Linked DNA regions of Homo sapiens: region 1 is linked to region 2. Evidence: chromatin loops called from intact Hi-C (ENCODE). Cell type or tissue: CD4-positive, alpha-beta T cell. All regions are shown on one strand.

Region 1 (8,000 bases), 880 kb before region 2:
CTTGGCCTCCCAAAGTGCTGGGATTACAGGTGTGAGCTACCATACCCAGCCCACAAATGTTCTTAATAGTTATGACAAATGATGAATCCTTTCCAGAAGATTTTCCTTTAAAGTTTGAAGCCAGGCATTGATTTCTCTCTAGCTATGAACGTCCTAGATGGCATCTTTTTCCAATAGAAGGCTGTTTCACCTACATAGAAAATCCATTGTTAAGTATAGCTACCTTCATCAGCAATCTTAGCTAGATCTTCTGGTTAGCTTGCTGCAGCTTCTGCATCAGCACTTGCTGCTTCACCTCACACTTTTATGTTTTGGAGACCACATCTTTCCTTAAATCTCATGAGCCAACCTCTGCTAGCTTCAAACTTTTCTTCTGCAGCTTTCTCACCTCTCTCACCCTTCACAGAATTAAAGAGAGTTAGCGCTTTGCTCTGGAATAAGCTTTGGTTTAAGGGAATATTGTGGCTAGTATGATTTTCTATTCAGACCACTCAAACTTTCTCTGCATCAGTAATAAAGCTGTTCTGCTTTCCTATCACTTGTATGGTCACAGGAACAACACTTTTAGTTTTCCTCAAGAACTTTTCCTTTGCATTCACAACTTGGCTAATGGTTTGGTGTAGGAGGCCAAGCTTTGTGCCTGTCTTGTCTTTCCACATGCCTTCCTCACTAAGCTTACCATTTCTAGCTTTTCATATAAAGTGAGAGACTTGCAACTTTTCTTTTCACTTGAACACTTTTACTTTTCACCCTACACTTAGAGGCCATTGTAGGGTGTAGCTGACCTAATTTCAACACTGCTGTGTCTCAGGGAATAGGGAGGCCTGAAGAGAGGGGAAGTGATGGGGACTGCCAGTCGGTAGAGCAGTCAGAACACACACATTTATCAATTATGTTTGCTGACTTATATAAATATAGTTCATGGAACCCCAAAAGAATTACAACAATAACACCACAGATTACTGATCGCAGATCACCATAACAGATAAATGGCACCAATAGATGTACTCAATGCAGAGTCACCACACACTTTCCATTGTAAACAGCACAATATCTGTGAAACACAATAAAATGAAGTGTGGCTGTAGAATGCTGCAGCCAGGAAGTAATTCCAGACTGTGTGCCTAGAGTGTGTATGACTTCTATATTATACTGATAGTGCCAAGAAGGAACAAAGCAGGTATGTGTCAACATTGAACATATTAAGGACCAGCAAATAGCACACTTCCACAGGCCTTCCTACTGTGCTGAGCTGCTAATAGGTTGTCAATAGATATTTATTGGTTAAGTTTTAAAATTTTTTTTCCTGTTGCGGAATGGTGGGCAGGACGCTGAGCTAAGTATCAGACCCAGATGCTAACAAGGGCTCCTCTATTCACCAACCATGTGGCTTTGGATAAGTAACTTATCTGACGCTCATTAAAAAAATTAGAATAATAATAACTGCTAGGCCTACTTCCTAATATTGGGACTATGTATGGAATTCTTCAGAAAATGTGATTTAAAAAAAACAACAACAAATGAAAAGCTTTACAGACCCAAAATCTAAGTTCAAAGAGGCCCACTAGACAGGGTACCACACTTCTGAAAAAAAGCAGCTCAACCTCTTAATTACAGACAGTAAACCAAATTCCACATCCCAGTAAAAGTCTGGCTAATAACTCAGGAATCTTTCATTTGGTCTTACTTCCCTGAACTTATTTTCCTGACTTTTTCATCTGACTCCATCACCCCTCCACCCAAATTAATCAGTTTCCTTTACAAAGTCATTTTCAGGAGCTGAAGTGAAAAAAGTATGCCTCCCAGAGGTTAGAATCTCAGGGGCATTCTGTTCAAAGAACACAGGAAGAAATACTTTGTCCTTTTTCTCTTAACTCAGGCCTCACAGGTCTTTTTGAAAGCCAGAAGCTAAAGTGGCTTAAGAGAAAGCTAGAAGTATTGGGGTAGTGGTGTTCCCACTTCAGGGTGAAGTTGTCAGGATGTACCTGTTTTATGATTCTAGTTCCTTTGATTGGCAGTCCTTGAACTAAATTAAAAACAGAGAAAAGTTCATATGATTTAAACTCATGATGCTTCTTTGTGAAAAGGGAAAATGAGACATGTTGTTAGCCCCAGCATCTCTTTTGAGATGGGGGTTTTACTATGTTGCCCAGGCTGGCCTCAAACTCCTGGATTCAAACTATCCTCCCCCGTAGGTGGAATTACAGGTGCATGCTACCGTGCTTGGCTATGGGCTTGTTTTTAATTGTTGGACGGTCTGGGTGCCCCTTTCACTTTATTCTTTTTTTCCGCTCTCACTTTTTTTTCCTCTCACTTATTAAGTCTTTGTCCTCTTTAAGTCCTCTTCTAAAAGACTGGAATTGCAGGTTACATTTATAACTAAATCTTCCTATCTAGGTAAAGAGAAAATATACTAAATTCCATAGAAAGCAGGTAATTTGTCCACAGGACACAGAGCTGATCACTGTGGAAGATCCCTCCAATCACATCTTCGATTCTCTCTCCCTCTTTCTTTACCTTGCCTTTGCTCTCTCCATGTGACGTGCCTGCTCCCCCTTCACCTTCCACCATGATTGTAAGATTCCTGAGGACTCCCTAGAAGCTGAGCAGATGCCAGCACCATGATTCCTGTAAAGACTGAAGAACCGTGGGTCAACTCTACCTCTTTCCTTTATAAATTACCCGGCCTCAGGTATTTCTTTATAGCAACGCAAGAACAATACCTTATTGTTTTCCCATTCATCCAAACAACTGGAAATTAAGCTTCCTGAGGCTGGAGGCCTTGGGTGTTTAGGACATAGTGAGCGCTCAACAGACACATGTTAAATGAAAGAGCCAATACTTTATTGCGCGCTGCTGTGTGCCCGGTATCGCTCTAGGAGCTGAGAGTAGAGAAGTAACGACTACACTGCGCTTCCTTTGGAGAGAGACACTGGAGAACTAAAACCGACCCAAGCGCTAAGCGATCTGCCTAATAGAGGGAACGCCAGCTGAGACCAGCGCAAGGCGGGCGCTGGGTGGCGTGCGCGACTGCAAAGTCTGGCATGCCCAGGTTCTGCTCCTTGGGCTCCTGCTGCGTGAGCCGATCTGCAGATCCAGCAAAAGACCCGAGAGCGGCTTGAACGCCAGATGATTCCTCCCTGAGGATGCGCCCCAGGCGTTCTGCCCTGGCTCCCAGCCGCCTCCCGGTGCTCCGGGGTTCGGCCTCACACACCTGTCGACCGCGTCGGCCCAGCTGCGGCCCAAGCCTGTGGGACTCCGGGGAGCGAGGCGCCCCCTGCTCCAGGCTGGGAACCAGAAATGCAGCAGGGCCTCAAAAAGAAACAAAATTCTTTCCCTCGGGGTTGCTGCTGCCGCACAACCTTACCCAGCCCGCTCTGCGGATGGGTCGTAGATTCCGGCTGGAAGCCGGAGGAAGTGCATAGAGGGCAGCTTCAAAAGCCAAGGCTGCGCTGCTTTGCGCGGGGCTTCTTCCCTCGCGTGCCCGCGCCGGGTGCCGGAGCAGCCTCCGCAAGCTGCTTTCATCTCGGTCTGCCGGGGCAGGGTCGAACCGCAGCTGTGGGGCTTCCTCTCCAAGCTTCGATTTGAGCTGGATGGAGACAGAAGAGACCGTGGTGCCCAGAGGCCAGTCTCACGGGGGATGGGGGCGGGTGGGATGGGATCAGAAAAAGCTTGAAATTCCTCCTGTACCTTAAACCTAAACAGCTGCGAGAGCCCCAGAGCAGGAAGCGCGGCTGCGGCTGAGAAGCTGGAGGAGGACCGGGGCGGGGAGGAGTAGCCCCAGCAGCAACAGCAGCCAGCCCGGGGGCGTCCTCTCCCAGCGGTGACCAGGGCCAGCCTTTGCCAGCCTGCCCGTCCTCGGACTCCTGGGGAACGTACACACAGCCTTTTGCTTAAGCAAGGCGCTCTGAAGCCGAATTACGTCTGCCTGGCATCCCGAAACACTGACGGCCCTGCTATGGCTGTGGGCAAATTCAGGGGTGGGGGTGTGAGGGGGGGACTAGCAGAGAAAGAGTTAATCTCCCAAGAGGAATATACATCAGTACTCTCCTGTCACTTGCTTTTTATTTAATGTTAATGTTAGACTTCACCAGATATTTCAACTGACAATTTCAACATTTTCACCTACAGAATTTCCTGGAAGGAAAAAAAAGCTTCTTAGTAAACATGTTTCTCTGTCTATGCTTCATAATATTGTCCACTATGGACACAGGAAACCAATCAACCGTTAACAATCACAGACATCATTTTGTGGTGCTTTTTCTTAGGGTATGAATACTTACATTGACTGCAGGTTTAGTTGAACTATAATTGTAACTCTTTGACTAAATGGAACTGATTTTAAATATTCAAACCTTTTTAAACAAAAGTAATAGGGCACGATGGCACTCGCAGCTGTTGGGAGGCTGAGGCAGGAGAATCGCTTGAGCGGAGGAGTTTGAGTTCCGCCTGGGCAACACAGGGAGATCCTGTCTTAACAAAAAAAAAGGTAAACAGTTAAGCATGAGAAAAATAATCTTTCCAGTCTTCCTAGTCTTCCAGAAGGCAGTGACTGACGTCCCTCAAACCATCGACTTTGGTACATTTTCTCCAGAGGATCAAAACCTAGGCCTGACTCTGGCATGGAGCCTGGAACAATGCAAGTAAATTAGACATCCTTTTCCTATGTATGACTGTGCCTTTCTTTGTCATGGTCACCAGGCTCTCCAGACTTTTTGAAAACTACGTAACAGTTACCTTGCAGTGCTCCTGAAAACACGGGGGAAGTTCATATTTGAGAGGCCTGGGAGGGGCTAGGATGATCCTAGTCAAGCACGAGCAGAGCTGCCGCACAGTGAGTGCTCATTGTGTGTTCATGGAAAGCATGAATGATGGTCATACCAAGAGAGGGGCTACCAAACTCTTACAGACGAATGTGAGCGCCAGGATCTCTTTTATTATTATTGATGTCATTATCATCAGTAAAAAAGCATTTAATGAAATTATTTTAAAAGGCTTCTTGCCTAGGGAGTCCAATACCAGCTTGGTACAGTCACAGAGGGCATCTGCCTTCCTTCCCCTCGTCGCCTTCCTCCCACTGTGCGAGCTTCGGAACCCTAAGGCCGGTTCACTGCGCATTGTCCCCGACAAGTTAGCAGCGCTCCCCGAGGGGTGTGAGGCACCAGGTAGGGTGCAGGGCGCGAGCGCGGGGCGGTGGTGCCCGGCGGGGGTGGGGTGCCCACGGACGCAGCCGCCTAGCTCTGCCGGCCGTCCTGAGGCAGCTGCTGGCGCCCGCCGGGAGGCGCGTGGCCACTTGCACTTCAGCGCGCGGTTCTCTCTCCGCAGGCTGCTTTCTAGGATTTGAAAGGGCCATAGCGACAGAAGTCGATCTCTAAGAAGGCATAAACTCGGCCTGAGACGTGGGGGGGAGACACTGCAGAGAAGAGGCCAAGTTCCAGCGCAGAAGGGGGGTTCCGCGGGGCCCTGGGATTGAGGAGACAGGAGCGAGCCTTCCCTTTCCGTCCTCTCAGGAAAACAGCCTGACCTGCTGGCACGTCCACCCCCAACAGAAGAGGGACCCCGGCGCGGCGTCCTTACCATCCCCATCCCCCGACCCCTGAGGAAGCCAGGGCTCTCTTCTTTCCCTGGGCGCCTGTCACAGGGGCAGAGGCTGGGCCTCGAGCTTTTCTGCACGTGAGCTCGGTGGTCCAGCAGAGTCTTCTGGCTCCCGGGAAAGCAGCGTGGCGCCGCCCCAGCCCCCAGTCCCCAGACTAGGGATTGGGACGTCAGTCATTGGCTGCAGGTTACTGGTCTGGGCTGGGCCCGCAGAGATCCCAAGCGCTCCTCTGTCGGTGCTTCCTCAGCGTCTGCGTTTCCGCAGATGCCCGAGGTCAGACAGTTTCGCAAGGGGGCTGAAGAGCCAAATGGGGAAACTGATGGAGCCTCACAAGTTTATTCCTTTCCCACGTCTGTGTTTGTCTAAGGGTGCTTTCTGTGCGGCTTTCTGAACTTGAGCATCACTTTGATGGAATGAAGTACAATCTTATGCCCTGAGCAATAACTTCTTATCGGCGATGACCCATTTAATCACTGGAAAATCTAATTGCATTGCTCCAGAGAGAGAAGTCTTTTTGAGATTCCAGCGTTCACTGTAACATTTCTTGTATCAAGAATGTAGAATCGATTGTTCACATTTATTTTCAGAAAAGGAGATAGAGTTGTAATGTTCTTACAAGTTTCTAACCAGTTTTTAAAAGACCAAACAATACTGAAAGGTAAATTAATTGCAAGCATAGGAGGCAAAACATTAGTTAGAAAAATTAGTCAAAACACCCTCTCATTTCAATTCCCAATGTGCAAGAGAAAGAAGCAAATCAAAATACCCACATCTCACATTTAGGTTACAGAAACTATTGCCTAATTATTCAAACAAACACCTAACATTTCTTTATTCTTTGATGTGGATATTGGTTTCTGTCCTCAGGTTTGTTTCCTCACAATTGATTGCTGCTTTTCTAAGAATCTCATTCTCACAAAACATGCAAACACAGAAATAATGGAGACTGTTTTCTTTTAGACACCCTTTTTAAGATGAAAGAAAACGGTTCCCATGTACTTCCAAAACACTTGCTCTCACTTGTTTTTTTTTTTTTTTTGCCATAATTGTTTCACATGCCTGTTCCTAAACCAGTCAAAAATGAAGGTAAAGGAACTACCATGACTGACTTAAGTTAATCAAGTTTCACCTCTTGGAGTCTGGAGGGACTTTGCATTCCCTAAAGCACTTGACCACTTTTACACAAACTCAGGGTTCTGCTAGCAAAAAACATATGGGGATGATGGTTTTTGGGTTGATATCTTAATATCTTCCATACCTGTGATCAGTCACAATCCCCAGTTTGTTGGCTATCTCTTGTCTAAATAGTTTACCTTCTCACATTTCTAGACCACTGATCATTTGAATCAAGGCAGTCTCCCCCACATTTATCTCTGTTGTATTTAATTATATTCATTCAGAGGAGGGGTAGCTATCTATTATCTGTCATTGAATAACTAATTGGTTATTAAAACTTAGTGACATAAAACAACACTTTATTTTTTCACCATTCTGCAATTTGGGTTGGGCTTACCTGGATGGATCTTTCTCTAGTCTCACCTAGGCTCACTAAGTGGCTATACTCATTTGGTGGAGAGCTGAGGGCTGGACCTTTTGCTCTGTGTGGTCTTTTGAGAAGACTAGATCAGGCTTCTTCATATGGCAATCGATAGCATATTAAAAGGGGATGACACAAATGTGCAAGTGCTGAAACTTCTGCTTGTGTCACATTTACTGATGTCCCACTGACCAGAGCAAGTCATATGGCAAAGCTTAAGATCATTATGAAAGGAGATTATGCAAGAGCATGAATACCAGGAGGTTCAATTCACTGGGGATGATTATGTAACAGTTTGCTACAGGAAATTAACCCCAGAAGAGAGAAAAAACAATCACTGGAAAAATTATGTGGAAATCAAAAGAGCCATTATTTTTGGCAATATTACACAACTTCTCTAAGCTGTGACTGAGTGAAATGTAAAAATCAGAGAATGAGAGTATGAATTCTACGGAATAAAACTTTTGCTATGCATGATTTGTTATATATTTAAAAAATTAAAAATAAGTATTTAAAAACTGAATTCATGTATGCTATGAGGGCAACAGAATAAGGTAAAGGATAAAGATGAAGCATCTTTCTAGATATTTTTCATATTCAGAAACAACCAAGTCCTGTCCTGACTTCTCTGTCAATTGGTTTTATTTTATCCAGCATCATTGGGTTATAAAAAACAAAGTTAAATTGTTGTTAAAACAAGAACCAGAAAATTGCCTTCAACTTGTCAACTTCATTAATTACTCGGCAACATATTCTAATGATGAAAGAGTAAGTAGCTTCTGATTGCTGCTCTGTGTCAAGCTCCTCTTTCTGAGGCAAGTAGGCACTGAAATGTCTGTCATGTTATCACAGAAGAGAAAAACTTTT
Region 2 (8,000 bases):
AGCGGGAGCCTTCATTGGCGCTCTCTTTAAAAATAACGAGAGGTTGGCTGTAAGAGTTTATTTTGTTCCTATTTATTTATAACGAGACTTATAATGTGTAGAGTTAGCACTTAATTATGCAAAAAGGCTTGCTCTTTTAAAAACAAAAACAAAACAACAGCAGAAAACAGCCCGATTTCCTCCCAGCTGCGCCTGCCCCCGGGTCTACACCAAGCCGACTAGCTTCCCTGGCCGGCCGACTCCCCGGGCTCTCCCGGCCGGCTCGGTGCCCGCCCCAGAACGCCGCCCTGCTATTCTTCTCCTCCCGCGATTACTCGCAGCCCCACAAGCAACACCATATGCTGCTTCTGATCAAACAGCGAGCGACATCGGCACCAATAATTGACGAGACCGGCTGGAAATCACGCAGAAAGGGAGCCCACTGAGACCGCAGGGGCTGACAAATCACTGCTAATAATCCTGTTAGGAACAGTGCGGCCAGCGGAGTTCGCAATAGCTTTATTTTTATAAAGTAGGCGCTGACAGTATAAAAGACAACGAGATCTCTTTTTTAAATAGAAGGCAGTGTGGTATAATGGTAATTATCCCATCAACAATTCATAGCACAGTTTGAACGGGAAATGTGGTTTTTAGTATATAAGTTCCCCTTCTTTTTCTTCTTTTTTTCTTTCTTTCTTTCTTTTTTTTTTTTTTTTTTTAATTTTCAGGTACTTTAGGCTTTCATTTCTTTTTTCCCCACAGTTTCCAGGGTCAGAGAAGAACTGTTCAAGGAACTGCTTTAGGAGGGAACGACTAAAGCATCACTTGTAGTTTGAAGGTAGAACTGAACTATAATTTGAAAGTTTTCCTTTAGCTTGGAGCATGTTTTTCATGCTCCACTAATTTGGAGCATGTTTTGCAGGCTTTTTGACTTAGATAATAACTTTTATGTCATGATCAAGCAAAGTGAAACTGCAAACCCAATAATGACTGTTTCCTGCTCATCCATTCATTTAACGGAAAACCACAAACCCCAAACATCTAAAATCAACAACAACAAAAACCTCCAGGGGTCAAATCAGAAGTTCTCATTTGTAAATAAACACAATTCTTTCCCTTGGATTTTTGTTTGTTTGCTTGTTCAGTAATCCCTCTTTTACATTTCTGAATCCCCTTCCCCCAGCAAAGACATATCTAAAATATTTTTAAAAATCTGTTTGCATTATTTGAATCCAAGTAAAGGAAAAGATGGACAAATAGAAAAGTGTCCTTTTCTAGTAAGTATAAATGGTTGTATATAGGACAGTGTTCTATGAAAGCTGCTCTGTCCTCACACAGTGAATCTTGATAATCTAAATATGAGTTTTAAATCATGTCAACAGCTCAGCTATTCTAACTTCTAGGCCTTATAAGACAATTTTCTCAGGATCTATTTGCCAACCTGCCACCCAGAAGATATTTTCTAAGCGGGCTAGCCATCTTAATTCAATCTTATGTATTTTAGGACTAGCCTATTATCTTACAGATAACATCAAGCCCACAGTTGCAAATCATCAAGCTCCAGAGTTAGTTTCAGAATCTGCGAATGTCTTGAAAACTCGGAATAAATTTGCTTAGAATTTATTTAAGAACTTGAGTAAATTCAGGCATACTTGTTCACAAATATGCATGTTACTCATTTGCAAATCTTTAGATATATAGAGAAATTATTATCTGGCCTATCTAGCTCCAGGTACATGGGTCTATCCACACCTGGCAAAAAAAAAATACAGAATTAGGCGGTGCTCCTGGTTTTTACTGGACAAAATTCTAACAAGAGGAGTAAAAAAGAAAGTCATGTTTGGATTAGTAGTACTTTCAATTGAGCCTAGTATCTGAAGTGTTGACAAAAGGACTGTTGGGCTGCTTCCCAACCAAACATATCTGATGGACTGAAGAGAAAGTATTGATGGGGAGGTAGAGGGAGCCTCAAAAAAGCGACAGAAATTCTGAGTTCAGTGAGGACCTTAGTGAAGCAGCCGAGCTAAACTTCCCTTTGCAAAATATATATGTAAATATGTATGCATTTCTCTGGTCACTGATGTCGGCTCATTGCCTGGCAAATCCCCGGCCCCTTCTGCCTTTGAAATTCCATCTGGGCAAAGTCACTTACCTTCTGGGAACACCACTCTCATTTTGAGATAGCTGGTCGTGAGTCTGATTATGGATGCTTTGTCCAGCTGCGAGGTGATAGCCGAGGGCAAAGGCAGTAATTTAGCCAGTTCATAAAATTCACTGTTTTCCTTCTCCCTCCTAGTCCGCGCAGCATTTTTGGACTTTTCTTTCATTGTGTCTTGTTCCCCCTTTCTTCTCACAACTTAAGCTCCGCAGATTCATCCAAAACCAAAAATAAACTTTCAATTAGAGATCATATTTGGCAAAAACATAAAACATACTTTGAATAAAGAGGCTGAAGTATTTGCACCAAGAACAGTGTATTGATGGCAGTAAAAGACCAGCGGGGGTGAACGGAAAATATGTTCTTTGAAAATTCGGGATGCAGTATAGGAAAGTTGCTGATCCACCGAATTTGGGCGATCCACCGAATTTGGGCAATCCTGAGGGTCGTTCAGGGTATCAAATGCCAGTGGGACCCCTGAGGAGCCAGCCTTTTCTTCTACTGCCAGCTGCGAACCCTGGTCCTCGGAAAATCGACATAATAATCCCTGACGTTTGCTCTTCAGTCTCGCGGCATTTAAGGTATCTCCGAGCCCCTTTGGGAAGAGCAGGAACCCCAGACAACTCTTTCAAGGCCCTGTGAAGACAACAGCATCAGAGCATAAGAGATCAGCGGCTCCACAAGTACTCACACACTCGTCCCAATTCCAAAAACACGGCCGGAAAGGGCCTCAGTGCGCCTAGCCAGGCGTTTTGGGTTTGTTTTTAAAGAAACGGGTAAATCGGCAGCGAGACAGCCCCCTGCAAATAATGCTGGCATTCCCTCACCCATGCCAGCCGCATCCTCCAGACCCCTGGGAAGTTGCCCAAACAACAAAATACATATTTCTGAAGACCCGCAAGGGATCTTCCGCCGCGGATCCCCGAGTCCGCGCCCAGGCCGGGCGCACGTCCCAGGAAAGCAGGTTTCCGCAAATCAGAATTCCTCCAAGGCGAGGCAGGGGCCTTTCAGCTCCCTACCTTGGCAGATCTGGACCTTGGCTACCTCTTTAACTTGGGTCTCAAGTCTGAGGGATTCCTCAAAAAGTGACACTTACACACCAAGTCTCTCGGGACTCCCAAGGCGACCCAGCGCTCTGGCTGCCCAGCAGGGGCTGCAACAAGCGGGGCCCAGCAGCGCCAGGTTAACAGGTGGCGCGCTCGCGACAGCCCCTCGCAGGCTCCCCCGGGGGTGGGAGGCGCCGCGGCCTCTCCCACACCACCGCGGAGCTGCGGGGCTGCTGGGCGGGCGCGGGGCGTCTTCTGCTTCACCTACCTTCAGTCCCCACAAGCGGCAGAGGTTTCGGGGGCGCCCATCTCTTAACTGTTCTCATGCCTACCGTCCAACCCAGCGACACCGCCGGCCTCTCCGCTTCCCACCGGCAGAGAGGAGCAGAGCATTCCCGGCTCCCTTTTCTGGATCATGAATTGGAGGAGGGGTGCGTGGCAGAAAGAGGAGGATGCAAGCTTTGGGACGAGTGAGGTGATTTTAGAATCCTGGTCCTCCGTAGTTGCTACGAAGCCAGTTCACTATTATTCCTAATTGGAAGCCGAAAACTGCCCCCCGTAACTTCTTTATAGCTTAAGGGTTTAGCTTCAACTTCACTCCGGGGCCGCCTCTCTCCCGCCCTCCCTCAATGCCACTCACAAGCCCCCTCGCCTCCCATTGGCCTGGCGCGGCCAGGGGCGAGGCGCTCATTGGCCAATAGGGCTGAGTGACACGAGTCGGCCCCGAGCCGCCCTCCGCGCGCCCAGGCTCCGGGCTCTGAATCTTACTACCCGCGGGACCGCTGGACTCCTAATGAGCTCAGGGTGCCGGGTCGGCGCTGTCCGGTTGCCGCCGCTGCTCGCGGCCTCCTGGGCCTTCCCGACGTCGTGCGCGACCCGCGCTCCTCGAGCTCCCTGGGGTCGGGTGGTTGAGCGCTCAGTCCAGCGCGGCGGCCCAGCAGAACCGGGAACGTCCGGAGGCAGCGGAGGTCGGGCCTGCGGGTTAGGTCTACCGGCGGAGGAGGCAGGGTTCGCCCAAAGGCCCATCCCGCTGGCAGTCGCTGGCCGACGGCGTGCGCGAGGCCGGTTTGGGGAGTTATTTTCTCTTTCTCGTTTCTCTGAAACCATGGCGACACGGAATTCATTGCCAGAGGAAATAAATACAATAACTGTCTTTAAATTAATCCCAAAGAAGTGCGTCTTTTTCGAAATGGCTTGGGTTTGGGGCTGATTTTTTTCACCGTGGAAACTCGGCCGGGGAGTTTTCCTATGGGGAGCAGCTAGGGGGACACTAGGGGAAAAGCTTACATTTCAGGGCAAAATAGAATGATTGATATAGAGATACATAGCTCCCAACAGTCCTTTATCTTAAACATTAGCCAACTCTTTGTCGGGTTTTGTTTCAGGAAACAAAAGTCCAACATGATTATTCCTTACAGAAAGGATACAGTCTACATGAATGAACTTAACGATGCTCGCGGTTCCCTAATAGGAGCTGTTTAAACAAACGCTCACCAGGACTCTTGCTGACTAATTATCTTTTAGAGACCCTCTAATTTGAACCGCCTTCTCTTTCTCTCATCTGAGAAAACACAACAGGTAGCATCAAGAAAAAGTCAAATTGTCCCAAAAACAATTGTTGTCCTCACGAATCACCCCCTACAGACTCGACTCCCGGCTTGGTTTTGGTACGCCGGTGACCAGATTCGGCTCCTAGAGGTGCGTTTGGAGGGAGTTGTTTCATCTACCATAAAAATCAGTGAGAACACCAGTGACGGGGCACTCATCCTCTCGTTTGTGGCGCTAATTGCCACTGAGAAAATAAATACTTTGAAGAGGGGTGTGTGCCATTCTGCTGATATTCAGAACAACTTTAAGAGTGTTTGTTCAAAAATACAGACATCTGCCACCTCCTTGCCGCCCGATGGCAGTAAGATAGTCGTAGAAGGACAACAGCAGCTTTCTGGTGTTATTTACATATCTGGGCAACACCTGGCTGGAGGAGGTGAAAGTTTTGGATAGAAAGAAAAAGAAAGAAGCACGGAGATTTTGTAGGTCTTTCAAAACTGGAATCCAGCTAATGGACTCTAATCTAGGAGGAGTCATTTCCCCAGTGGCTGTAGCCACTTAGAGATCTGGTTCTGGGCGCCTTCCAACCACCCAATGATGCGCTTTTAACAAGACATAGCTAGAAGATAGCGAGAGATGCACTGTGGCTCACTTATACACAAGATTCCAGAAAGATCAGATAAGGTCAAGTTGGCTACTACATGTAAAGTCGGGGGTGGAGGGTGCGTGTGGAGAGGGGAAATAACCTTTCTTGACCCTCCTCTCCCCTCCAACCAGGTCACATATAGCTGCCAGGCGAAGCAATGACACTTAGGGTTAAGAGGAGGTTTTCCATTCGACTGTGTTCTAGAGAGGATTTCAGTCAAGACCGCGGTTACTCTAACCCTATCTCTACTTAAAACAACATGCCGGTGTGGAAGTGCCTCTCTGGGGTTTGAAACCTGTGTCCACAGCAGGGACTTCCGGGGGGTGGAGGTAGGGAGTCAGGTAATGCTGGGTTTCCAGAAGAAAAAATGCAGTAATTTTGCCTTCAGAAGCAAGATGGGCAAAATGAGTAAGGAAGTCTTCACGCTTAAGGCTGACGTCCTGGGGGGCTGGGCGGGCTGTTCCAATGTCCCAGTGAAGCTCAGTTGTCAATGAGCCAAGTAGATGTCGTTTAATAAACAAAGTGAATGCACGACCACGAGGTGACGGCCTCTCGCTAAGTCCTCAGCACACAACTGTCTGAGCCGCGTTTACCGAGAGAGTGAATTAGCATGACGACGTAACACCTGTTTTTCTAATCTTTGAACCTAGGTTGGAGCCGGAACGCTGCTCCTTCACTCCCCCTCCCGGGCCCAGGGACCTGGCTTTGCACCCTCCCCACGACCCCGCCTGCCAGCCCCCCACGCGCCCTGTAGCCGGAGGCGTGAACCGTGAACCGGAACCTCAGGTGCCTCCCACGTGTTCTGCGAATTTACGTTCGCCTCTAGCACGGGAAATTTTAAATGAATTTCTTGAAGCTCAGAGACTAATCGTTTTGCCAATATAAGGAGAAAAGCCCCAGAAAGGAAGAGACGGTCACGGGCGACCCACTAACCCCAAATAGAGATCCTTATAGAGTCTAGGCCGCCACCTCCTTGAGCCGGTGGCCTTAAAACCTAGCCTCTGGCCCTCAGGCACCCAGAATGCGATCCTGATGTGGGAGAAAACCCATGCGGGGCTGCAAAAAAGTGTCTCCCTCCTTCCCCCACCAAGCAGGGCGAACAGCCTAGTGTGATGGCGACACTGTTCCCCCAAGAGTCCCTGCCACTTCTGGGGCAACCCAGGATGCTGCCCTCATGGAGCCTGCCCCGGACCCCGGAGGCCAGGACATGCAGGCGTCCGTGACTCTACCCCAGGGGAGCCAGGCCGGGTAGATTCTGGAACCAACGCGCCTTTGTGAGCAATGTCTAGCATGCCGCGCGCACCCAGAAAGAAGGGGGAGCGGGCACCTCAAGGGCCTTCTGACCCCTCCCCGCAAAAGGCAAAATCAAGACTACAGAAGGTGAACTTTCGGTTGTAAAAGAACGAGTGAACACATACTGGAATTCCGGTGCAAACCGCCGAACCGGGGTTCAATGCCTCGGCCCCCGACCCTTGCTCTGGCACAGACCTCCACCCTGCCTTCCAAAAACTCCTCTAATGACTCTTCTTTGCTCCAGGCTGTTTGAGCATCTTATCAAAACTAGAATGATTTCTGTCCACCACCATTCTCTTTATTTTTTTGCAGACTGCTAGGGACGCACACATACACTTTTGCATGCTCGCACATCCCACATGCACAGTTGCACAAAGCACACACACATGGATTTTGCTCAATGTCCAAGGTCAGGATGAAGGATATATTTATAACCAAGATACAAAATCTGAAGATGGTCACTCGAACATCTCAGTATGTTACATCCAGATGTTCACTCTGTCACTGAAAAGGACAAGTTATCTAGGGACATATTATTGTCTTAGGAAATATTAACATTTTCTAGTTCCAAGTATATTAGTTAACGTAATCCTGTCCTAGACTCATTTATTTTTACCACATTTAGACATTTACATCTCTGAGAGTCGTTATGATGTTGAGGCAGAAACAAGGGCCACTTGTAGCCTTGACCCTAAACAAAGTGTAGAAGGAGCCCCCCAAAATATGGTCATATTTACTATTTAGAAGTTATGGTAAATATTACTTGTCTGATCAGGACGTTTTGAAAAGTATATTTTATGTATATAAATATAAAAAAACCCTTTTCCTAGGTACTGCTTTTCAGTTGTCTCCCTAAATTGACCCGTGAAATACCCCCAAATTCACTTCAGTGGTTACACACTGGAAAAAAAGAAAGAAAGAAAAAAAGAAAATGCACCAAGTTGGAAAATGAGATTGGCGAATACAAGTAAGGGTTTCATATAGTTTCTCTAAATATTCTGGTTAATTTTCCAGATATTGGAAACCGTGGTCTAATATATAACCTTGAACGGCCGCTGGGAAATAAGTGCTTCTTGAATTGTGCACCACTGTATTTGCAGACATAAATTTTAAGCTTTAAAGAATATAATTATTTTAAAATATAATTGCTAGCTGGAAAGAGGTCTGATTCTGTGCATTCTGAGGATGGGAGCAGGTGGGTGCCTGCCGCTCCAGGTGCCTGCGCTTTCACACTTTTCTTTTCCAGAAATCGAGCGGAGGACGCTGTGTGTGCATAAATTTCAGCAACGCTGAATACAGGCACTCAACTGAGGCGTTCTAACTCTGGAGA

What was found. A loop is a pair of places that touch in the nucleus more often than their neighbours do. Peaks named below come from ENCODE experiments on the same cell type or tissue, not always from the same donor. Only the 100,000 strongest peaks of a DNase experiment are listed, where the experiment ranks them.
Region 1: it touches region 2 in a loop (5-fold over the local background); 8 of 110 quality-filtered maps call a loop at or near these places.

Annotation. Positions count from the first base shown.
Region 1 is chr6:99,585,719-99,593,718 of GRCh38, forward strand. It overlaps the pseudogene TSTD3. Among named protein-coding and RNA genes, the nearest start is that of PRDM13, 17 kb to the right of the region's middle. RefSeq lists an enhancer at 3,429-3,598. In CD4-positive, alpha-beta T cell, a CTCF peak has its summit at 3,026; DNase peaks (open chromatin) are centred at 3,023 and 3,483; H3K4me3 peaks cover 1,051 bases; H3K27me3 peaks cover 3,908 bases.
Region 2 is chr6:100,461,163-100,469,162 of GRCh38, forward strand. It overlaps SIM1 (SIM bHLH transcription factor 1), which reads right to left and starts at 3,759. Exons shown (of 12, transcript NM_005068.3): 1 at 3,452-3,759; 2 at 2,132-2,773. The coding sequence starts at 2,306. RefSeq lists an enhancer at 6,491-7,082. In CD4-positive, alpha-beta T cell, no CTCF peak of the experiment used is centred here; no DNase peak of the experiment used is centred here; H3K27me3 peaks cover 7,866 bases.